Regions from separate parts of the Mus musculus genome. Here all the other regions are linked to region 1. A link is a loop called in an ENCODE intact Hi-C map of the cell type or tissue named here. Cell type or tissue: heart. All regions are shown on one strand.

What was found. A loop is a pair of places that touch in the nucleus more often than their neighbours do. Peaks named below come from ENCODE experiments on the same cell type or tissue, not always from the same donor. Only the 100,000 strongest peaks of a DNase experiment are listed, where the experiment ranks them.
Region 2: a loop joins it to region 1, with 4 times the contacts of the local background. A loop is called at or near these places in 9 of 42 quality-filtered maps.
Region 3: it touches region 1 in a loop (2.5-fold over the local background); 9 of 42 quality-filtered maps call a loop at or near these places.

Annotation. Positions count from the first base shown.
Region 1 is chr3:34,015,691-34,023,690 of GRCm38, forward strand. Fxr1 (fragile X mental retardation gene 1, autosomal homolog) reads left to right here and starts at 4,389. Exons shown (of 17, transcript NM_001113188.1): 1 at 4,389-4,473. The coding sequence starts at 4,423. In heart, a CTCF peak has its summit at 4,270; a DNase peak (open chromatin) is centred at 4,241; H3K4me3 peaks cover 2,853 bases; H3K27ac peaks cover 2,110 bases.
Region 2 is chr3:34,077,918-34,085,917 of GRCm38, forward strand. Dnajc19 (DnaJ heat shock protein family (Hsp40) member C19) reads right to left here and starts at 3,437. Exons shown (of 6, transcript NM_026332.4): 1 at 3,269-3,437; 2 at 2,314-2,365; 3 at 2,167-2,240; 4 at 1,288-1,367; 5 at 858-928. The coding sequence starts at 3,271. In heart, no CTCF peak of the experiment used is centred here; a DNase peak (open chromatin) is centred at 3,424; H3K4me3 peaks cover 2,246 bases; H3K27ac peaks cover 1,481 bases.
Region 3 is chr3:33,796,832-33,804,831 of GRCm38, forward strand. Ttc14 (tetratricopeptide repeat domain 14) reads left to right here and starts at 3,352. Exons shown (of 12, transcript NM_027619.4): 1 at 3,352-3,605; 2 at 4,125-4,249; 3 at 4,360-4,559; 4 at 6,028-6,112; 5 at 6,244-6,373; 6 at 6,619-6,774; 7 at 7,169-7,240; 8 at 7,590-7,709; 9 at 7,809-7,931. The coding sequence starts at 3,448. In heart, a CTCF peak has its summit at 3,084 (motif pointing left); DNase peaks (open chromatin) are centred at 2,990 and 3,290; H3K4me3 peaks cover 2,388 bases; H3K27ac peaks cover 1,643 bases.

The DNA of each region.
Region 1 (8,000 bases):
TTAAAGCTAGACAGAGTTAAGCTTAATTATTAATATTTTACATACCTGGGTAGGCCTTGTTGGAGACACCATGCTTTTTTTTTTTTTAATTTCTTTTTTTTTGCATCAGGCCTCTTCTTATCTCTTTCAGCACAACATTCAATTGCCTGGTGCTTTGTATGTTCTACATTTCTTTTTGCTCTGGTAGCTCTTTTTCATGCAGACCTGGATAAGAGTGATTACTAATTAACCATGTGACAGAGTCAAAATTATAGGCTGTGCTGAAATCTCCTCTATCAAGAAAATTAGTCCAAAATTTTAAAATTTTACCTCAGGTAGATTTTTATGATCTAGGCAAAAGACAGCTATATCTTTTGCCAAAATATCACAAGAATGGTCCCTAACCCCGTAGGTTATCTTGCCTCCCTCTGAAATGGTTTGAACTGGGTCTCCATATTGCCCATTGCTTTCAGCAATACTGTCTTTCGAGATCCTTCTAGAATGGTCTGTTAAATCTCACAGTGTTCAAACACTTTCTTAGTCCAAACTCCCAAAGTCCTTCACATTCTTCCCCAAACAACACAATCAGGTCTATCAGAGCAATAGCCTGCTCCCTGGCACCAGCTTCAATCTTAGTTACCTAACTATTGCTGGGATAAGATACCATGACTAAGACAAGTTACAGAAGAAAGAGTTTATGCGGTGCTTACAGTTTCAGAGGCTGTTATAGCTGGGAGCATGGCAGCAGGCAGGCAGGCAGGCGCGACACTGGAACAGTAGCTTAGAACCTCATCTTGAGATACAACCATGAGGCAGAGAGAGCTAACTGGGAGTGGGGTGGCCTTTGAAACCTTAAAGCTTGACCCCAGTGGCACACCTCCTCCATAAGGCCATGCTCTTAATCCTTTCCAAACAGTTCCTCCAACTGGGAACCAAGGATTCAAATATAGGAGTCTGGTGGAGGTGGGGAGGTTCTCATTCAAACCACCACAATAGCTGTGGGAAAGCTGGACTGGGTACAGACTTCCTCTGCAGCTGCTTTAAGGTCATCCATCCTCCTCCTTATAGCCCTTCGATATTACTCTCCTTCTGAATTCTACATTCAGCTGGCTTGAGGTGTCATTGAAACAGACGACTCCAGAGTGACTTCTGTATCCCAAGGACTGGTAAAGAAACTAAGGGAGGACAAGAAGTGGGTCAAAGTGCTTGCTACCTGAAGACCTGAGTGCAATCCCTGAAACCTATGTTAAAGATGGAAGGAGACAACTGACTCCGTAAAGTTGTTCTCTGAACTTTCATCCATATGCTCTCACATGTGCACATGCAGACACACTTAAATAATAATGGTAAACAATAAAGTTGTTTTAAATTTATGTCACATGTCATTGTAAACGTGATTACTGGAGCTGCAATTACCAATATGACTGTTGGAAGCAGGAAATCAAGGGTTTGCATCTTAACTTCTGTCTCTTAGCACTGTGAACTTGCAAGGGTCACTAGATGCTAGATAAGCTCAGTTTTTAAATGAAAACCACTCTACCTAAATGACCTTAAAGGAGTAGTGAAATGGTAGCTGGAGTCTAAATTAAAATACTTTCAGTATACAAGGGCTGAAGACCAACTCTTACTTTTCAAAGTTTAGACCATCCAGAATCCTTTAGATTCGTTCAGTTAGAGCTTTATAGAGTTCTATTCCAAACAAACAAGCAACATCCAAAACAAGAAAGGGGGAGGGAGAGAGAAAGAACTGAGAAAGGGAGACCTTCCTAAAGCAAAGTCAGAGAACACACTGCCAAGCATGTCACACTCTGGAAAAGTGTGACAATTTCTCAAGTTGGTTAAACACTGAATTATTACAACAGGAGTCAGCAAGTGGATTTCTTGGTATACAGCCAAAAGAGATGGACTTCAAAAATGGAAGCATGAATTTTCATAGCAGTGCTGTGACCGAGCACCTTGCATCCTGGGATCCTTACTAGAGGCACCGAGAAAAGAAAACTAAAACTGACAGACCAAGAAACACACATACAGCAAGCCGTGCCAGGTAGAGTTCTGCTACCTTTGCAACCTAGAACTCAGCATGTTTATTCCTAGGTACAACACAGTGGGAGGGGCTAGCTAATTTCAGTAGGAGTCTGTACATCTCCTCCAGCAGGAGGAAGTCAAAGTCAGTTGTCTTTTCACATACTGATCGGTAACGAAAATTCTGCCATTCCTCTTGAGCCTGGCCCATATGGGTAAGCTTTGCCAAATTGTACCATGGGTCTGAGGCCTCACAGTCATTGGCAAGGTGTGTCAACAGTACACATCTGTTCACGAAGGTCTGTGCCCACACGTGAATCTGGTAGTCTTGGAGATCAGAAGAGGGTGTTGGCTATCCTGGAAATGGAGTTATATACAGTTATGAGTTGCCATGCAGCTGAGAATCAAGGACACATGCTGAGCCATCTCTCCTGCTCCAGCTTTTTGGTTTGAGACAGGGTCTATGTATCTCTAGTTGTCCTGATATATAGTAGTCCAGGCTGGCCCTGAATTCAGAGTTCCTCTTGCCTTTGTCTTCTGAGAACTCGAATTGATGGTGTTCACTACAACACCGGGCACCTACCCCAGAAGTGTTACTTTTAACAGCTAAAAGAGAATTTGACTCAGCTAACAGTGGAGTTTTTTGTTTGTTTGTTTTGAGACAGGGTCTCACATAGCTAGACTGACCTGGAACTTGTAGCTGAGGATAACCTTGGACTCCTGATCCTCTTGTATTCTCCACAAAATTACAGGCATGGGCCTTCAAATGAGAAATAAATAAAGGGCTAAAGAAGATAGTGCTGTGTGTAGCTCCGGGACCTTGTTTCAGTCCTCTGCATCTGACCCTCAAACATACTAATAAACCCATATCAGCAGTACAGTGCGGTTGCTTATGCAGTGTAATACTGTGACAAAAAATGGACACCTAGTCATACCTGCTGTACCATGAATCTTGAAAGAATATTCTAAATGAGAGAAGCCAATCACAGAAGCTCTCACATCACGATCCCACTCATATGTGAGATCGAGCTAGGCAAATCTCTACATAGAAAACACATGGGCAGTTTCCTAGAATCCAGGGAATTCAGGAGAATTGGGGAACAGCAACAAGCACAAGTGCTTTTTATTTTTACTTATTTATTGTTGTTTGTGATGAAAATGTTTTATACTGATCCTGGTGATAGACGCTGAACTGTACATTTTTAAAAGGGCTAATCTTGTATAAAGAAAATGTACTTTATACAAACCAGGTTGCTAGGGGCCAGGAGCTCACACCAGTAAAGCCAGCACTCTGGAGGCTAAGACAAGAGAATGGGAGGTAAATCGAAGGCCATCTTGGACTGCTTAGTGAGACTTGTCTCAGAGTAACAGGTAACCGTGGGGGAACTGAGCCTGTTAGCCCAACTGGCACCTGGAGGTGGGAGGCAGGGTGGTCAATTTGAGCTCCAAATAAAGGAAAGACAAATACATCATGCGTCGCTGAAAAGTTATGTAAAGATGCACATACAAATGAATTCTTTTAAGTACTATTTCCAAAAGCCTTGCTTTCAGAAGTTGGCATTAACTTATCAAACTAAGTATGAGTGCCACAAAGCTTCTAGAACTGGTGGCGTTTCTGGTAAAGTCACACAACACAAAACCCAATAGGTTCTTGGATCCTCTTTGCAAAACTTCCCACGTGTAACCTATCAGGGGTGGGAGGAATACACTTTCCCATTGTTTAAAATTTTTTAAAAGTAATGCCAGCACTCCGATGGCCAGAGGCAGAAGCAGTTCTGTGGGTTCAAGGCCACCCAGGGGTAGAGAACTGTGTCTCAAACAGGATCCCCCCACAAAATTAGCCTAGGTTTCCCGAGCCTTTAATAACGTATTAAGGTAACCGTGCTCGGTCGGTGACAGGTGAGTGAGCTGCCTTCGCGCGAGGCGAGGCCTGAGAACTGCGTGAGGCTCGGGGGAAGCCCCGAGTCCCGGGTTCGTCCTGGGAAAGGCTCTTCAAGGGGACGGCCCGAGGCTCCAGAGGGAAGGCTCCATGAGGGCAAACCTGAGAGTGTCGGCCGGCCATGCGCTCTGGCCGAGCCCGAGCGCCCGCCAGGCCGCGCTTCCTGACGGGAAGAGCCCGTAGGGAGCGTCGCCGGCCGCGCGGATCCTGGGGCGAGGGTGGCGCGCCGGGCGGGTCCGCCTCACTCATTGTGCGCGAGGCGGGCCGCGCGGGCGTGGGCGTGGGCGGACCGGCCTGCCGCTGGGTAGCCGCCCAAGGACCCGCGCAGAGCGGCGCCGCTAGCGGAGAGCCCGGGAGCGGGCCGGGAGCGTCCCGCCCTCCCGCCCGCCCGCCCCTCCCCCGCGACGCTCGCCCCTCCCCCCTCCTCCCCTCGCGTTGGAAAGTTTCTAGAATCTCTTCCCAGCAGCCTTTGCGGTTCCAACATGGCGGAGCTGACGGTGGAGGTTCGCGGCTCCAACGGGGCTTTCTACAAGGTACGGGCCGCGGGGCGGCCGGGGATGGGAGCTGGGCACTGGGAGCGGGGTCAAGGGGCGCCGGGGACCCCGGGGGCCGAGGAGAGGTGTCAGGTGGTGGCGGGGGAGGCAGCTGGGCCGTGCTGCTGGCCTCTGCCCTCGGCGCGGTTTAACGGTCTCGGGGCCCAGGCTCCGTTATGTTTGGAAACAAGGCGGCGGGTGCTGGCTTGCCTCCTGTCCCGGAGCGTCCTGGGTCGAGGCCTCCGGGACGCGGGCGGGCGGGCGGGCTGGAGCGGCGGGCTGTGGTGCGGGCGCGCCGCCGAGGCCTGGCGGGGTGGGGGGCGCGGACGGGCGGACTGAGGGACGGACTGAGGCGGGCAGCTCACTGCGACCCCGCGGCGGCGGCCGGGCCCGCCAGGCTCCTCTCCGCCCGCCCGCCCTCCCGCCCGCGGCATGAATGGCTGACTCCCCGGCCTACCCCGGCTTGTGCTGCCCCGGGGGCCCTGCGAACCCACGGCGCCCGCCCGCCCGCGTGGAAACCCGGACGGGCGGCGGGCCCTGGTGGCCGCGGCCTGGGGAGCGGGCGGCCCCTTCGCCCCTCGGCCCGGGAGAAATGCGAATTCCGAAGGAAGGGTTCAAAGGTGACCCGAGGCCAGGCGGCAGGTGGGAGGGACGCGTGTCTTCCCAGCCCCTGGGAAGGTGGGTTTTTTGTTTTTTGTTTTTGCTTTTTAAGTCCTCTTCCACGAGGTTCTTTTTGTTTCCTTTGAGAAGAGGCCATGCATTGCCGTGGAGGCTGGCCTCGGAGACAGAGGGAGGATTCTAGAGTGGAGGAATTTGTAAGGCGCTTGCTTCTATTGGAAAAGGGGGAGGGGGCACCAAGCAGAACACGAAGGCTGAACAGTTTTTCCATAGTAACGGCCCCTTCTCCTTATTTTTTTTTCTCCCCAAAGTGTGCGAGAATCTTAACAAATCAACACAAAACCTTCTCAGCTGTTGTCTGTCAGTCATTCTCCAAGCCAGCATCTCAGATGTTTGAGAGTCTTGGCTATTTTTATGAAGGCTCTCTTCTAGTACATGAGTATTGTATGTACTTAAAATGGTTTCTCACAGGTTTTCATTTCAATGGCTCCTTTATTCCAGAGGATTTTATTTGGTATTAACGATTTCCTAATTTTTCAGTGTTTTGCTTTTCCCTTTCTAGCTTGCTTATTAGCTGTATGGAGGTGATTTGTCACGTGGTAATAATATAGGCAGTAGCTCATTGACAAAGAATGATAAGTATACTTTTTTAAATTTTGTTTTGTAAATTTTGATTGTAAAATCTCTGGTGGCCAACTAAGTAGTAAGAGTGAGTGTTAAAGCCTTTAGTATCACCTATTAGTGTGTAACTGGCTTCGTTAGTGTTCCAGGTTTAAAACATGATGTCACATAAATGATTCAAGCAATATTTGAGTAGATACTTCTTACTGAAACCTAGTGGTTACCATCTCTGCAAGATTGTAGATAAGGTGAGCTGGGCCACAAGGACTGGACTTAAGACTACTTTTCCTGCCTAGATAAAGTTCGTTAGTGTGTATCACTCCCTACCTACCCTGTGGAAAAGGCTCAGGAATCTCTGATTCTCAGCACACATTTTAGGTAACACAGATTATGCAGGCTTTCCTTGCACATTGAAAAGTGATTGTTTCAACAAATTCTTCATCGTGTAGATAATAGGGAACCATTTCTTTGACTGAATTTTATGTCAATCTGTAGTACAACATAATCAGTTTGACTTCTGTAAAGTTGGTTTGCAATCTTTTGGTGTCTTTTTTTTTTTAAAAGTTATTTCACAAGCAAATATCTCCATGTTGGAACTTTGAAGTATTAGTAATTGATTTTGGTTGTATTGAAAATTGAGCCTAGACCTTGGCTTGTACATAGTATGGTAGGCATTTGTTTTTGCTATAAAGCTCTGCTCTGATGCCTTTTTCCCCCCTTCTTTGATAGTCTGAGTAAATTGTCCAGGCTGGTCCTGAACTCACTGTGTAGTTCATGCTGGCCTTGAACTTGCATTCCTCCTTTTTAGCCTCCTGGGTAGCTATTATAGTTCCAGGTCTGTACCCCTTTCACACTCTACAAATCTGGTTATACTTAGACTGGACCTCACCATTTTACTGACAAGGGTTGGGAAGGACATTAGCCACATTTTTGTGTATTTTGAACGTTTGAAAGTTTTCCTTCTGTAATCAATTGTATGTGTACTTTGTACAAGATGTAGTCTTCAGGACTTTGGAACATCAAAATGGTAAAAGGAAAAGAACTTTAACTAGAAGTAATAAGCAAATGGGAATTCTAGGTGGCATACTTCATTATCTTGTCACTGGATTCCTGTAAATTAGGGACTTGAAATACAGTGCTCTAAAATACTTTCATATCTTATGCAGTGAAATTATCCATGTGGGTTGATCCCCTGCTTCCCCGAAAAGTAGATTTATTAAGGAAAAATGAGGAGGAACTCCTTAGGGTGGACAGGTCTCCCAAGGGCAAGGGGAGGAATGCCTTTTCCTTCTGAGTTGGAACCTGGCTGGAGCCTTCCCCACACATGCTTTGCAGGAGATTCACTATTGACCTATACTCTTAACCTCATTTGACACAAACTCCAATGAGATATGGCTTTAAACTTGGCCATCCTTTCTCCTCAGCCTCCTTTAATAGCTGAGATTACAGGCATGTATCACCACACATGACTGAAAAAAATTCTTACAACTGGTTTATTATTTTCTGTCATTTAAATTTTTAATTTAATTTGTATACTGCAAAACAGCTTTCATTAAAATAAACATTATGAATGTTGTGATAAATGGCTGACAATTGTGTGCAACCACAATCTCTATGATAGAATAGTTGTACCATCTCTTAAATTTCCCTTGTTGACCCTTTAGCCTTTAGGCTCACCTTTCATGGGGGTGGGATAACCCTTTTACAGGGGTTGCATATCAGATATTTATTTATATGACAATTCACAACAGTAGTAGAATTACAGTTATGAAGTAGCAACAAAGTAAGTTTATGATTGGGGGTCACCACAACAGGAATTAAAGGGTATTAAAGGGTTGCAGCATTAGGAAGATTGAGAACTACTGCTCTTAGGGTATCCTGTCTCAGTAGTTAGTGCAATACCTATAGAATTAAGCAAAATAATGTTAGAGTTTTGAGCCTGGCTTCTGTCTAGCATAGAGGAATTTAATTTTTTCTAATTTAGAAGATAATAATGAAGGAATTTTGGAAATGCTAAAAACTAGAAGTTGTTTAGAGTCAAGAGCTCTAAATGGTTCTATTTTGTTGTACTTTTCTCAGTGGTAGGTTTTCATGTATGGGTGATTCTGAAATTCTGTATTTACCAACTTTTACACCTTTTACTTCCCCAGAAATATAGGGAGTACACACATCTGGCTGTGTGAGTTGTGATTTAAGAGTTTGAGAGGTGTCATCATGCTTTGATCTTTGTAGCCAGTGCATTGCCTTGATGTATTGCTCCATGGAGTAAAAAAATTCATACATCCATA
Region 2 (8,000 bases), 62 kb after region 1:
TTAGCTGACTCTTTGTAATGTCATCTAGATTTGCTGTCTACTAAAGTGATGGAGCAGTGTGGTCCTAACCCTATCAAAGAGGGGTCATCAAGAGGATTCTGGTAGAATGTGTATATGTGGACTCTACTACCATCCAGAACAGAATACTTCGAGGTCTGCAAGCTAAATTCTTTACATTGTGAAGTCACATACTAAACAGTTCTATTTAAATTTCATGTGCATGACAACAGATTTTTGTGGTCTGCTTAAAGAATCTGTTCTTACCAGTTAAAGCTACTTTGAAGTCTGTATTTGAATAAAAGCAAATACAGCTCATAGGTTTCCAAATAAGTATTCTGTCACAAGTGTCCACACATTAAGAGGCCCCTTAAGTTTTTCTTAATTAAAATTTAAACTTGGTTATTTATGAGTCTAAACAAAAATAATGCAAACCTAAAAAGTAAAACTCAAAACATAGCCGAGTTGGGGTGTGCTTCTTAAGCTCTGCTTTTGGGAATGAGGGAGGGTGGTCATAAGGTTTAGGCCAACCTTGGATGGCCTAAAAACAAACCAACCAAAATATCTAGCAGAACTGTAACCCGTTATTGGAAGACATTCTATCATAGACACAGAACCTAAAAGTAGTAGTAATGTTTACCGCTCCTGCCAAATCACAGTAGTTCTTACATTGTTGTTCATTATATCTTTATTTTGGTGAGACATGGTGTCACTGCAGAGAACGTCACCATATGTACTGAATTTCACTTAAGACACTACAATGTGATCCACAACTGGGAAACTGCTCACACACAGACATTCATAACACCAAGAATTAGCTATTCCATTAACAGTCCAGTATAGTAATAAAAGTTGCTTACCCTTGTCTGGGTGATTTAATAGCATAATCCGGCGATGAGCATCCCTGATCTTCCCTTTATTGGCAGTAGGGCTAATTTGAAAAGGAAAACATACTTGTTGCTTTAGTTTGCTTTAAGAAAACAAAACACCATGAACTATTACAGAAGTGAAGTTAAACATTGAGAACAGTAAAGCAACACAACTGAGAAGCTGTGTGTGAGACAGTAAAATGTGCTTCGTAAGAACCAAAAGTGCTTTAGATGTAGTTAACATCATAACCCTCATTCAACGCTTAGTTTGCATTCCAGAGTAGACTTTAGATTACTCCAGGCAGCAGTGAGCACTGTCCCAGTGTTACACGTGTGAGTTCTATCCCCAGCAACTACTTCATTCTCAATTACTACTAGGAATTACCTTACCCTACATCTCAGAACTGAGTAGACATCTTACCTTACACCTAATATTAATGCTGCTTCCCGTTTTGTCATTTTGGGTTCAAATCCACCTCTGTAGTACCCACCACCGAATGCCTGAAAGAAATTGAATTGGAAGAAAAGATTAATGAAGTAAATGGAAGTTGGTTAAATCTGTAAAAGAAGTGGTACATTTCAGGGAAGTACAAGTGTACTTCCCAAGGCACTTTAGCTTGACCAGGGGTAGCCAACTATTTTAAGATGTGTTAAACACCCATTTCTTGCAACTAAACTGGAACAGTGTCTTGAGAACATAAGATGGGAGGGGGGGAGGGGAGATGAGTGAATGGCAGCCACTCTCATCCATATTCCAGACAGAAACTTGATCCCCGTAAAACAGGAGTTTCAAAAGGTCTCAAAAGACGACCTGGAGATCTCGAAAAGATTCAAGGCAACAACTAAAATAAGACTTTATGGTAGGGACATTTATGCCATCAGAATCTTAACCTTAGTAGAGATCATGTACAACAAGGCCCTATGCTCCTGCCCAAGCTCCATGACATGGCCTCTCAAAGTCCTGACTAGCAGCAGCTTTGTGCTTTACACCCAGTTCAGAGCCGTTATCTAACATCGCTGCAAAGCTATCCTATGTGACAAAACACGAGGGAAGGCAGCTGGACAGATAAACCTGGGTCAACAGTATATGTAGTAAAATTAATTGCTAACTACCTGCTATCGTTCTAAATCTGCAAAGGCCACCCACCCTCAGTTGTCACATGTGAAAACCAACTCCCAGTGTGGCCCATTGCAAGGTTTACAACTCCACACTGAGCTCCATGGACCTGTGGAATTCACCTTACAGGCAAGCTCCAGGCTTCAAATACAGGCAAGTTAGTTAGCAAGAAGGTTCACTTACAGATTTTGGTAGGCTCTGAAAAACTTGTTTTACTTGAGGCTCCACATGCTTCATGGCTTGTAAAACATAACGGCCTAAAACCAAAAGCAACAGAATAAGCAAATCCATGCATAACCAGTCTGCTCCACCCCCAACCCACAGACAAACCTGCAAATCCTGCAGCAGCAATGGTCAACCCGACTGCTACCACTGTGCTGGCCTGTAATGGAGGAGAAGAGCAAGTCTTTACTACTCTTAATTGCTACCTATTCCGCAGCCAAACTCATTACGACCTTCATTTTGGTGAAAGGTGGGTTCTTTTTCCCTTTTGGGGCAGGATTAGGGATGGAACCTAGTGTGTGTCTCATGCTGGTAAGGTGCCTACAACTCCAGCCTTTCTCAAAGTTCCAACACTTTTATTCTGAGGTGGAGTCTTGCTAAAATTGTCCAGGCTGCCCACGAATTTGCGACTAGCTCTCTAAGCAACTGGGACTTTACAGAGTGCAGCACAGGGTCTGCTGGAAGAAACATTTTTTTTTCTAATAGAAATATGTCTTTAAAACTACTGCAGTTGGACGTGGTGCACATTGGCGGCTTGCATTTAGTCCCCGGACTTGGGAAACATTGGCAGGTGAATTTCTGTACGTTCTGGGACTTCCAGGACTACAAAGTGAAACCCTGTTTAAAAAAAAAAAATTAAACTACTGCAATTTTTATCCACAATTTATTGTCAGAGTATGGGATTTTCACCAAGAAGAAAAGGGTAAGTCATCTTTACCCACAACAGTAAGATGGTGATTTTTCAGCCATGGAAGAGAACTTTAACCCTTGGGCATTGGAACCCCTTTCTAGTTTAGACAAGACCGGTGAAAATAAGATTTCTGCTGGATTTGGAAACAGTGCTTGCAAAGGCTCCCTGATCCCATAAGGTATTTCCACCGTAAAGAGGGGAGGAGTGCGGAGATGGTAGTGGGGTAACAGCCCGACCTCCTAGGAGGCACAAACGTGTGCCTGCCTGCAAGCAGATAAGGGGTGTCAGCTGGAGCCACCGGAGGCCGGAGTAAAGGTCAGTCTCCGTATCCGCCCAGCGCCCCTTCGGAGCCCGTCAGCGCCGACCACTCACCATGACTCCACTCCGCGGCTCGGCACCGCGCGCTCATCCCAGCGCGAGCCCACCGCCACGGTACAGCTGTGGAGAACGACAGGGCCGAGCCAGCGATGCCGCCACTTCCACTAGCGCCGCGCAACACGGCAGCGGCGCCGTAAAGTGCGTCGGAACTGTCGCACAAAGTGCCGCACAAAGGGCCTCACCAACTCCGGTTGACGGAGAGGTCGGACTGGGGCGGGACTGGCCATGCCCTCTGCCCGGGATTCCTGACTTGCAAGTCCAATATCCGGCCCTAAAACAGGCTTTCCCGCTAAAACCTATCTCCCTAACTTTGCTTTATATAGGTTATTCCGCCCACCCCGTGGAAGTAGCGTTGTTTTTCACATGAGGCATTTATTTTGTCTTCTGTGCATCTTTTGCTACCCTGGGCTGTCGCCAGTAGATGTCAAGAAGCCACAAGGCTGATCTTCATGGCCTGCAGAGACATCTTTCTTCTTCTGGCTTGGAACGTAGTTAGATCTATAAACATCAGAAACGATATGGAAAATGATTTTTTCCAGTCTTTTTTTTTTTTCCATCTTCCTTCCTGATGTCTGCTTCAGGCTATGTAGATTTGTTCACTAAAAATACAGCTCCTGTTGTGTGTTCACCATGAATTTTTTCTCTCCTGTTTTAGCCTGACTTACTATTTGTGTAATTAAAAGAGCTTCTTGTACCTGTGTTGCTCACAGCATGTGGTTGTTTGGCCTAAGCATGGCAAATGCACTTGACTAGAAGGAAAGTGACTAGGAGCTGTCTTTTTGCATAAAGGCTGTAAGTTGTGAGAATATAAAAGCCATATGTGACCCCAAGGGAAGCTAGAAACTAAGGTAGCTGTTCTTTGTCAATGAATTCCTGTTAATCTTGCCAGTCTTCGCCTGCTACTTCCCCAAGCTTCTCCCCTTTGTTGTCAGAAGACCATTGTGTGAATGTATCATATTTTGCTTATCTTTCCGTTTCTCATGGGTTGTTTCTGTGGTGTAGCTGTGGGGAGTGTCATGTCTGTGGGCATGGATGTACAGAAACTAGGCAGAGACTTATTCCTTTCTCCTGGCTAGGTGGGCAGACATGAAATCCAGGCATGCTGTGAGGATTGGACTTTCACTTGTCGTGCTTTGAATCTGAGCTGTCTCTCAGAGGCTCATGCATGGATTCGTGTGTGTGTGTGTGTGTGTGTGTGTGTGTGTGTTTGTGTGTGTGTGTTAAGAACTCATGGCAGGGATGTGTTAGAGGTAGGGTATTGGGAAGGTAACTGGATCGAAAGGCTCTAAGAAGATGAGTGGATTGATCAGTTGGTTCTTGGCTTGGTGGATGGTGGGAGGTGATGGGGACGTAGCTGAATCATAGTTATGCGGAGCAGGTTCTTGTCTCTAGCTCCTCCCTTTCTTTGCTTCTTGGCCATCATTCATCTCTGCTGGTAGGTCCGACATTCCCCATCCTAAGGTTCTGCTTCACCACACATCCAGAAACAATGGGATCAGACGACTATGCCTTGTCAGCTCTGAGACTGTGAGCCAGTTATTTTTCCAATGTGAGGTAATTCTGTCAGTCATTTTGCCACAGCAAAGGAAAGGTGAGCAATGTAGTTACTGTTATATTCCTGAAAGGGAAGGTAGTTGGTGGATGAGGGCCTCGATCCACATCCATATTTGATAGTTTCTGGGTTTTTATTGAATTGCAGGCATCCTAATGAGTATGAGGTGGTAACTCATTGGACTTTTGACTTGAGTTTCTTTTGATCAATAATATGGAGTGCCTTTTTATATGCTTAATAAATATGTATATGCATCTTTGGAAAAAATGTCTATTCAAGTCTTTTGCCCTTGCCTTTTTTTGGGTAGTGATTTTTATTTGTTCAGATTCAGGAGTTCTCTGTGTGTTCTGGGTATCACTTCTCATTTATATGGTGTGCTATTATTTCTCCCATCTATGTGATGCATGTTTACTCTGCTGGTAGTGTGTATCGAGGTTCAGCATCCTAAAACTTTTTATAAAGTCCAGCTGTCTGGCTTTTTGGTTCTTTGTTGTTGTTCTGACCTGAGCCTTTGAGTCTCACACAAAACCATGGCATGAATGATTTGCCCTAGGTTTTCTTTTAGGGATTTTGTACTTTTCAGTTTTGATCCAGTCTGAGTTGCCTTTTCTGTTCAATACATTGGGCAAATGGCTCCCTCATTTTGCATACATGTGAGTAGTGTCCCAAGCACTGCTCGTGGAGATAGCTCTTTACTTTTTAAATGGTAGAGGTGAAGGAGAGATTTCAGAAACCGCCTGTGGGGAGAGTTCTAGTGAGCATCTGACATCTTTTGTTGTTGTTGTTGTTTTCTAGGACAACCATAACAAATTTCCACAGGCAGGGATGTTTATGAAATAGAAATGTTTTGGTTTTTCTTTTTTAATTCCAGAGGCTGAACATGTAAGATCAGGGCACTGGTGGGTGTAGTTTCTCTCCTAAGCAACTTGTAAAATTTAAAAAGGAGGAAAAGAGGAAAACTTAAAATCATCCTCTCAAAAGAAATACTTTACTTGCTTGCGGCCATTTCTGACTAGTCTTGTCTGGCTGAATGACAGCAATGTGTCAGAATTGCTCTTGGCTTTGCTTTCCCACTACTGAAAGCAAGTCCTTATCTCATGGAAGCAGTAACTGAATATTTCCAACTGATCACTGGTTTGGTTTACAAGCAAAGAAGTGATAACAGAAGTTAAATAGCAGCTAAGAAACCGCCCCCCAGGTGATGCTAACCGGGACTCATCTTTAATGCCAGATTTGAAGTTTGCTTTGCAAAGCTGGGGCCCCTTTTGTTCACGTTTGTACCACATCGTGAGGATGATAATATTTCTCTAGATGAAATTAAAAAAAATTGGTCAGGAGATACTGGGTAAATGATGTGTCACTTGATAGATGTTACGGTGGCCTAAGATGTCTCTCAAGGTACATGACAGTGAGAAGTTGCTCTCTTTTGGCCTGGCCTATTTCTGCAGAGGAACCTCTTTTGGAATGGGTTGGTTCTGGGTTTTCTGTTCTCTGGTTGGGTCAGGACTTCGGGCAGATGAGAGCATGGCTAGGACTCCACAATGCACACGCACTCTGACACATGCAGCAGGATGACCTGTGCTTTATCCGCTTTTCTAAAATGCATTGTTTGGTGAACCACATAGTGCATTGATTGTGCAACTAATGGAATATTTGAATATTTGGAAATTGTAATTGGTTTTGAAATGTACACTTAAATGTAAGTCATGCACAACACAGTGTTTGATCTGAATAAGAGAATTGTTCTTATGCTTTGGTCTTAACTATTCACTCCAATCCAGTACCTCAGCTATTCCATGGAATCCCAAGTGTGTCTTTAAAACCCTGATTGGTATACAGAGGCAGTGACTGCTTGCTATTCCATCCCTAGCTTTTTGAGGACACAGTTTTGATTTCCATAGCCACTGAGACTTTTCTGTGTCCCCTTAGAGGAAAGCTTCCAAAGGTGATGAGTTCAAATGTGACCTCTTCTCCTAAATACATTGAAGCTTTGCCACAATCTGCCTACATTTTTACCCAACTCTGATTTTAATGCTTGATATTAAAATCAGCTGACTTCAGGGGTCAAGTAGATGGGGTTTTGACAGCCTTCAGATCTGATTCTGTAGATCTAACACCATATGCTGAGATATGAGCAGCACCCAGAAATCAATTTAGGAATAATAACATCCCTGTTGTGGAGAGGTTTTCCTAGGCTTGATATTTTTCCATGGACGCAATGATGAGAGCTAGGTTGGCAGACACATTGGGCAATGTTGACTAAGCTGCTCTCCTGCCTCCAAGCCTCATTTGTAAAAGAAAATGTTGAAATGGGTCTTCTCTCAACCACTATTATTGTTTTCTCTTCTTCTTTGTCTCCCCCCCCTTCTCTTCCACCTTTACCTTCTCTTCTTACATTTTCTTTACCCTTCTATGATAATTTGTATATGCTCAGCCCAGGTAGTGGCACTATTAGGAGGTGTGGCCTTTTTGGAGTAGGCGTGGTACTATAGGGGTGGGCTTTATGACCCTCATCCTAGCTGCCTAGAAGCCAGTCTTCCACTAGCAGCTTTCAAATGAAGATATAGAACTCTCAGCTCTGCCTGCACCATGCTTGCCTAGATGTTGCCTTGCTCCCACCTTGATGATAATTGACTGAACTTCTGAACCTGTAAGCCAGACCAATTAAATGTTGTCCTTATGGGAGTTGCCTTGGTCATGGTGTCTGTTCACATTAGTAAAACCCTAACTTCTTTCTTCTCATTCTTCTTTTGGCAGTTGAAACCAAAGCTTCACACATGTTAGATAAATAATGCACCACTGAGATCCAATTCAGCCTGCAAAATTCTTGTATTTTCTTAAACTGTCTTTTTGAATAAGGTAATTGTATAGAACACTTTGTTTTTAGTAGCCACACTTTGATAAATAGAAATGGAATCATGTTGTATTAGAGCCCAGGAATGATGCCAGCAAAATAGAATACTCTTTAGTCCCTCTTCCCCACAGGAATGCCAATTTGGTTGTCACTAACAGATGAGAGTTCCTCTGTACGAGTCAAGGAGTCTAGAGGAGAAAAAGGGGTGAGAAGGGAGAAGAAAATGAACAAATATGGAGGTACACTGAACAGGGTAAACACATCCCCTCAACTGCTGTGAGTTGGTGTCCTCCTCAGTGATGGTAACACTTCCCAAGAGG
Region 3 (8,000 bases), 220 kb before region 1:
CTGCTATGAACATAGTGGAGCATGTTTCTTTCTTACTAGTTGGAACGTCTTCTGGATATATGCCCAGGAGAGGTATTGCGGGAGCCTCAGGTAGTACCATGTCCAATTTTCTAAGGAACCGCCAGACTGATTTCCAGAGTGGTTGTACAAGCTTGCACTCCCACCAACAATGGAGGACTGTTCCTCTTTCTCCACATCCTCGCCAGCATCTGCTGTCACCTGAATTTTTGATCTTAGTCATTCTGACTGGTGTGAGGTGGAATCTCAGGGTTGTTTTGATTTGCATTTCCCTGATGATTAAGGATGCTGAACATTTTTTCAGGTGCTTCTCAGACATTCAGTATTCCTCAGATGAGAATTCTTTGTTTAGCTCTGAGCCCCATTTTTTAATTGGGGTTATTTGATTTTCTGGAGTCCACCTTCTTGAGTTCTTTATATATATTGGATATTAGTCCTCTATCTGATTTAGGATAGGTAAAGATCCTTTCCCAATCTATTGGTGTCCTTTTTGTCTTATTGACGGTGTCTTTTGCCTTACAGAAGCTTTGCAGTTTCATGAGGTCCCATTTGTCAATTCTCGATCTTAAAGCACAAGCCATTGCTGTTCTATTCAGGAATTTTTCCTCTGTGCCAATATCTTCGAGGCTTTTCCCCACTTTCTCCTCTATAAGTTTCAGTGTCTCTGGTTTTATGTGGAGCTCCTTGATCCACTTAGATTTGACCTTAATACAAGGAGATAGGAATGGATCAATTCGCATTCTTCTACATGATAACCACCAGTTGTGCCAGCACCATTTGTTGAAAATGCTGTCTTTTTTCCATTGGATGGTTTTAGCTCCCTTGTGGAAGATCAAGTGACCATAGGTGTGTGGGTTCATTTCTGGGTCTTCAATTCTATTCCATTGGTCTACTTTTCTGTCACTATACCAGTACCATGCAGTTTTTATCACAATTGCTCTGTAGTAAAGCTTTAGGTCAGGCATGGTGATTCCACCAGAGGTTCTTTTATCCTTGAGAAGAGTTTTTGCTATCCTAGGTTTTTTGTTATAATGGAGTACTACTCGGCTATTAAAAAGAATGAATTTATGAAATTCCTAGGCAAATGGTTGGACCTCGAGGGCATCATCCTGAGTGAGGTAACCCAATCACAAAAGAACTCACATGATATGTACTCAAAGATAAGTGGATATTAGCCCAGAAACTTAGAATACCCAAGATATAAGATACAATTTGCTAAACACATGAAACTCAAGAAGAACGAAGACCAAAGTGTGGATACTTTGCCCCTTCTTAAAATTGGGAACAAAACACCCATGGAAGGAGTTACAGAGACAAAGTTTGGAGCTGAGAAGAAAGGATGGACCATCTAGAGACTGCCCTATTCGGGGATCCATCCCATAATCAGCCTCCAAATGCTGACACCATTGCATACACTAGCAAGATTTTGCTAAAAGGACCCTGATATAGCTGTCTCTTGTGAGACTATGCTGGGGCCTAGCAAACACAGAAGGGATGATCTCAGTCAGCTATTGGATGGATCACAGGGCCCCCAATGGAGGAGCTAGAGAAAGTAGCCAAGGAGCTAAAGGGATCTGCAACCCTATAGGTGGAACAACAATATGAACTAACCAGTACCCCGGAGCTCTTGACTCTAGCTGCATATGTATCAAAAGATGGCCTAGTTGGCCATCACTGGAAAGAGAGGCCCATTGGACTTGCAAACTTTATATGCCCCAGTACAAGGGAACGCCAGAGCCAAAAAGGGGGAGTGGGGGGGAGGGGAGTGGGGGGGGAGGGTATGAGGGACTTTTGGGATAGCATTGGAAATGTAAATGAGGAAAATACCTAATTTAGAAAAAAAAAAGATCTGAGGCCACACCTTAGGTAGCCACATTAACCTTCAGTGTTATAGCTTTATGCCTTTATTCTTATCTGTCTTCCACAAACAAACAGAGTCACTCCGAGCCAGGGCGTATTTTCATCTTTAGAGTCTAGTGTTTGTTACAGGATATACATATGTGTTTACTATTTTTTGTTTGTTTTTTGGTTTTTGTTTGTTTGTTTGGTTGGTTGGTTGGTTTTTCGAGACAGGGTTTCTCCGTGTAGCCCTGGCTATCCTGGAACTCACTCTGTAGACCAGGCTGGCCTGGAACTCAGAAATCCACCTGCCTCTGCCTCCCAAGTGCTGGGATTAAAGGCGTGCACCACCACGCCCGGCTTATGTGTTTACTTTTAAGATGAAATTTGAAATCACAGTAAAAGTAGGGTTAGAAACCAAGCAGTGAAAATCTGTTTGGAATATTCTGCTTTCTTCATTTCCTTCACCATTTTCGTACCCTGTACCACCCCCTCCCAACAGTTCATTAAACTATTCATATTTCTTTAAAGTTTCTTGGAGAGTTTTTAAGTTAAAAAAAATGTAGGTGGGGTTGTAGCTCAGTGGTAGAGAGAATCCTTGGCTAGCATGCTGAAAACCCAAGCACTAACCAACTCCCTCACTTTCCATTGTACCCCCTCTGGTCTGGTCAACTATCCAGTGTCCTGTCCCTTTCAAAAATCACGTATTTGTCACGAAAGAAAATGAATTCGAAACCCCTGTAACTGGAAAACAAACAAACAAACAAAACAAACAAAAAAACAAACAAAAAACAAACAAACAAACAAAAGCCCTGATGGTATGGGTGTGGTGCCCAGGTGTAGAACAAAGTTGTGTGGGGTTATGGGTTACACTCGGTGTAGAGCTAGCACTGAAGTGTAGCCAGCAAACGCTGGCCAGTTTTAAGTAAGCCACCTAAAGCACTCGGTACCAGTGTGTACCAGGCAGCCCACAGATATCACCCTAGTAGTAGGCAGCTTATCCTAAAACTCCTACAAAGCCACGCCAGAACAGAGCATGCGCGCTGCGCTTTAAAGCTCTCCGGGCTGGTGACAGCCACATCCCTCTAAAAGGCAGCGAGAAACAAGGTGGACACGCCTCCAGCCGCCGCCAAGTCAACTGTAGGTCCTTGTCTGTCTGCCCCACGTCGGTCTAGCAGGCAGCTTTCCTGCGACCGCCACCTTGAGGCAATCCTGAGGGGACGCGGGCGCCGCCCCGGGCAGACAGGACTGAGGAAACTTCCTCCGCGGCCGCCCAGCCACCCTTGCACCGCTGAACTCGGCAGCACCCGGTGAAAAAGAGACCGGAGCTCTGGCCTTGGCGACCTAGGAACCACACAGCCCGACGTACGTGCTAAGCTCAGGCGTCCCCACACGTCACACCTCCAGCCTTACTCCGCCCTCGGCGCCAGACCCGCTTCGCGCTTCCTGCGGGTTCCCGTAGTCCCGCCAGGTCTCGCGAGACTGAGGCAGCTCGCCGCCGCGAGCGCTTCCGGGAGGTTAGCGCGTCCGGGCAGCTTCCCTCGGCTTGCGGGAGCGCGGGCTCGGACGCCGGAGCCTGGCGGGCTCGCCATGGACCGCGACTTGCTGCGGCAGTCGCTGGGCTGCCACGGCCCGGCCCTGCTGTCGCTGCTGCGGAGTGAACAGCAGGACAACCCGCACTTCCGGAGCCTGCTGGGCACGGCGGCCGAGCCAGCCCGCGGCGCGGCGCCTCCTCCGGGAGCCGGCAGGTATCGGGGCCGTGACCCGGGCCGGGGCGCGGGGCGGACAGGAGGGACCGAGCCCCGGGGTGTGTGACCAGGCACTGGCTCCGGGCTGAATGGCCGGGATGCGCCTTCCGAGCCGCCGCCAAAGCTTCCCTGCTCCCGTTTCCAGAGAGAACGGGCTTAAAACTTCTTCCGGAACTCAGTGGGTAAAGTCACTTTCCATCGAGCGGCCTGACCTGACCGATTCCCAGGCTTCGCAAGGGTAGGCGAGAACCAATCCCAGCCTTGTCCTATGATCCCCCAGTTGCACACGGTGGCACATGGACGCCACATCACAGCACTAAATAAATGCATACTGAAAAGCTAAAATAAATAAAACTTCCCCTGGAGACACTAAGCAGGGTTGGGTGATGAAAACTGCCGTACACGAGTTTGGATGTATGAGAGCGTGGATCAGTGAAAAAAAAAAAAAAAAATATATATATATATATATATATATATATATATATATATGTACATGTATATAGTCACCTTTCTTTTAAGGAAAGAGAAGAGAGTTGACAACATTGAAATACAAAAATTCATCTCTAAAAAAGCGGATCTGCTTTTTGCACTGTCTTGGAAATCAGACGCATCTCCACCCTCTGAAGTGCATGACGACAATGACAGTAAGTTTAGTCTGAGAAGCTTTTCAAGATTTACTGGTTAGTTTAAAGCATTTTATCAAAGGAGAAGGAAGTCAGAATGATCGTGGTGATTTGGTTTTATTTTATTCCAGATCTTTATGCGGTCATGCCACCCTTAGAGCAGTTCATGGAGATGCCAAGCATGGACCGGAGAGAGCTCTTCTTCCGAGATATTGAACGTGGTGATATAGTGATTGGAAGAATTAGCTCTATTCGGGAGTTTGGTTTTTTCATGGTGTTGATCTGTTTAGGAAGTGGCATCGTGAGAGATATTTCGCACTTAGAAATCACAGTAAGTCACTCTACACTCATCCCATGCAAAAATTATGTGCTTATCCAAGTCTGTTTACATTTACCTGGTAGGATATTGGGGGGGGAGGGTTAAAGATAAGCTGAAAAAAAAAAAAAAAAACAGTAGTTGTTCTTACCAAAAGCCTTAGAGAGCTGGACATTGACAGTACATGCCTTTAACCCTAGTTCTCAGGAGGCAGAGGTGGGCTGAACAGAGGTGGGTTCAAGGCCAGCCTGATCTCTATAGTGAATCCCTATCAAAAAAAAACAAGTACTAGAGTGTTACGTTTCCTCCATTGTGGGTGTTTCAAGGTTTGGAGAACTCTGTTTGCAGGTCAGTCTCCTTTTTGACATCATAGAGATTAGTGGTTGTGATGATGTTCATTGGTATTCTGAACAGATATCTTGTGGTTAAACATATGCTTAATAATTGCACATTAGATGTTCGTATGTAAGTAATCTAGCAAGTCCTTCCTATCATATTAAACATATAACATTCTCTCTCTCTCTCTCGCTGTAATAACGTGCTTGCCTCCGTTTGGAGTGCTTCACCCCAACACTGTTCATGTCGGCTCTCTGTCTCACCATGTGAAGAGAAGACATATACAACAGGAGGGTGCACACCTCATTTAAAATGCTAATAGCTTTTGTGTCTTGGTTTTTGGGTTTTTTTTGTTGTTGTTGTTGTTGGTTTGGTTTTGGTTTTTTGGGGTTTTGTTTGTTTGTTTGGTTTTGGTTTTTTGAGACAGGGTTTCTCTGTGTAGCCCTGGCTGTCCTGGAACTCAGAAATCCGCCTGCCTCTGCCTCCCGAGTGCTGGGATTAAAGGAGTGTGCCACCACTGTATCTTGGTTCTTAAAGCTAAAAAACAAGTTTTATTGTGGTTGGACACAAAATGTAACAAAAAAAAATTCTTAAATTTAAGTCACTGACATGTCTGTTAACAGTTGTTTAAAGCCATCAAAAAGAATGAAAGTATGCTGGATGGCCTGAAAGACCCTGTCTCTGATGAAATAAGGCAAACACAGAAAGACAGATATCACATGTTCACATTGTGAATACTGAAAAAGACAGTAGACTAGAGTGGCCAGAGTCAGAAAAGGGGGAGAGGACTGAAGGAAAGTAGGTAACTGCAGCTGGATTAGGATGAGGTGTTCTGGAGCACAGGAGGGTGGCTAGTCTATGACCAGAAAAGAATCTGAAGACTAAACCCAAAGAAATGGTATCTGTCTATTACTAATTATACCAATAGGATAATGGTATATGTGTATTGATTTGCTACCCTGTAAACACTATATAATTGTACCCTGTAAATATGTATAATTATGGATTCTTAAAAAGGAAATAGTGTTAGACTTAGACTTATCATTGTTAATGTGCAGTATTACCATTCATAATGAATAACTAAGATACGAGATACTGTTCTTGCCAGAGTCAAATGTGTGGTGTTTTCAAATACTTCTCCTTGCAGGCTCTTTGTCCCTTAAGAGATGTGCCTTCTCACAGTAACCATGGAGATCCTTTATCATATTATCAAACTGGTGACATAATTCGAGGTGATCAACTTCAACATACTAATTAAAATTTTCAAATTAATGTTGAAAATGTAGTTTAATAGAGGTAGGGTTTGAAAAGTTTATTTTTGTTTTCACTTTTTTATTGTTTGTTCCTTTTTTCTTCTTCAAAGCTGGAATCAAGGATATTGACAGATACCATGAAAAGCTTGCAGTATCTCTGTATAGCTCATCTCTTCCTCCACACATGGCTGGCATTAAACTAGGTGTGATCACTTCTGAAGAGCTTCCTTTGTACTACAGGTATTTATCTTTTATCTATTTCTAACAAATTACAACTGGAATTGCATTTTATAGCCTGTAAATTACTTTAAGCTTGGTAGACAGTTATAGCATAATAGTGCCTGTCTTTTGTGTACAAAAGTGGCATTAGTGTTTAACCCTCCTAGAGTCACATTTCTAGTAAAGTCGGGTGTGCTCCTTACTGTTTGTGTTTCTGATTTTTTTCTTTTTCTTTTTTTTTTCCTTTTTTTTTTTATTTTACAAAGGAGGAGTGTTGAACTAAATAGTAATTCTTTGGAGTCCTATGAAAATATCATGCAGAGTTCTCTGGGATTTGTTAATCCAGGAGTAGTTGAATTCCTTCTAGAGAAACTAGGAATAGATGAATCTCATCCACCGTCTTTAATGAGAGGCCTACAAAGGTAAAAGTAGATCTGCATTCTCTTAGCTGATAAAGGTGGTGAGGGGTGTGGATTAGCTCAGAGGCTACATAGCTGAAGAACACGTTGACCGTAGCAATAGGAATATACTGAAGGTTGAGTGAAGTGAGCCTATCTCCTCCTGGTCTGGATGCTAAGCAATGCTAGGAATATGCCATTTGACCCAAGTAGAGGAGGAAACAGAAAAGTTCATATATATGCTTAAGACTAACATTTAACAGTAATATTCACATTTGACAATTTAAAAGGACTTGGCTGTATAGATGTAATACGAATTTCCTGCTTGAAATTCACCATTTCACTGTTGTATCTACCAGAGACAGAATGAAGTGTACTTCTAAAGTATTTACATTTTTGACTCTCATTTTCTTTATAGCAAAAATTTCTCTGAAGATGATTTTGCTTCAGCATTAAGAAAGAAGCAGTCAGCATCTTGGGCTTTAAAATGGTATGGAGATTGTTCTGTTTAACAATGGCAGTTATCTAGTATGTAACTTAGACACGAATTCTCTCAGCATCAGTAAGACTAGAATGTGTTTACAAGTGAATGACATTCATAAAGGTCTTACATTAGAATCTTAGTAGACAAATTTTGTTCAGAATTGTTTTCCAGAAAGAATTAGTGTCTTAATATTTGAATATCTGTAAAAGCAGAGGTGCTTTTTAAACACTGAGAGTAATTTAAAAACTAAATATTTGTCCAATTTAAATGCTTCTTAATTTAGTAATGATTTATACTAACATTTTATTTAGATACTTAGTAAAATATTTGTGATGTTTCACAAATGTGTTTTCAGTGTGAAGATTGGAGTCGATTATTTTAAGGTGGGGCGACATGTGGATGCTATGAACGAATACAATAAAGCTCTGGAAATAGACAAACAAAATGTGGAGGCTTTGGTAGCGCGAGGAGCATTGTAAGTGAATTGTGGACTTTAAGGAGATGTTTTGAAGAATGAAAAATGTGTAAAGGAGTCACAAGATTAAAATTTCCTACTTTTGTTTAATGTCTCTAGATATGCAACAAAAGGAAGTCTAAACAAAGCAATAGAAGATTTTGAGCTCGCATTAGAAAACTGCCCAACTCATAGGAATGCAAGGAAATATCTCTGCCAGACACTTGTAGAAAGGGGAGGGCAGTAAGTATGGGGTTTCATTTCATAGTAAACGTCTGATGCGCAGCCGGTTCCTGGGATACCCTGAGGCTT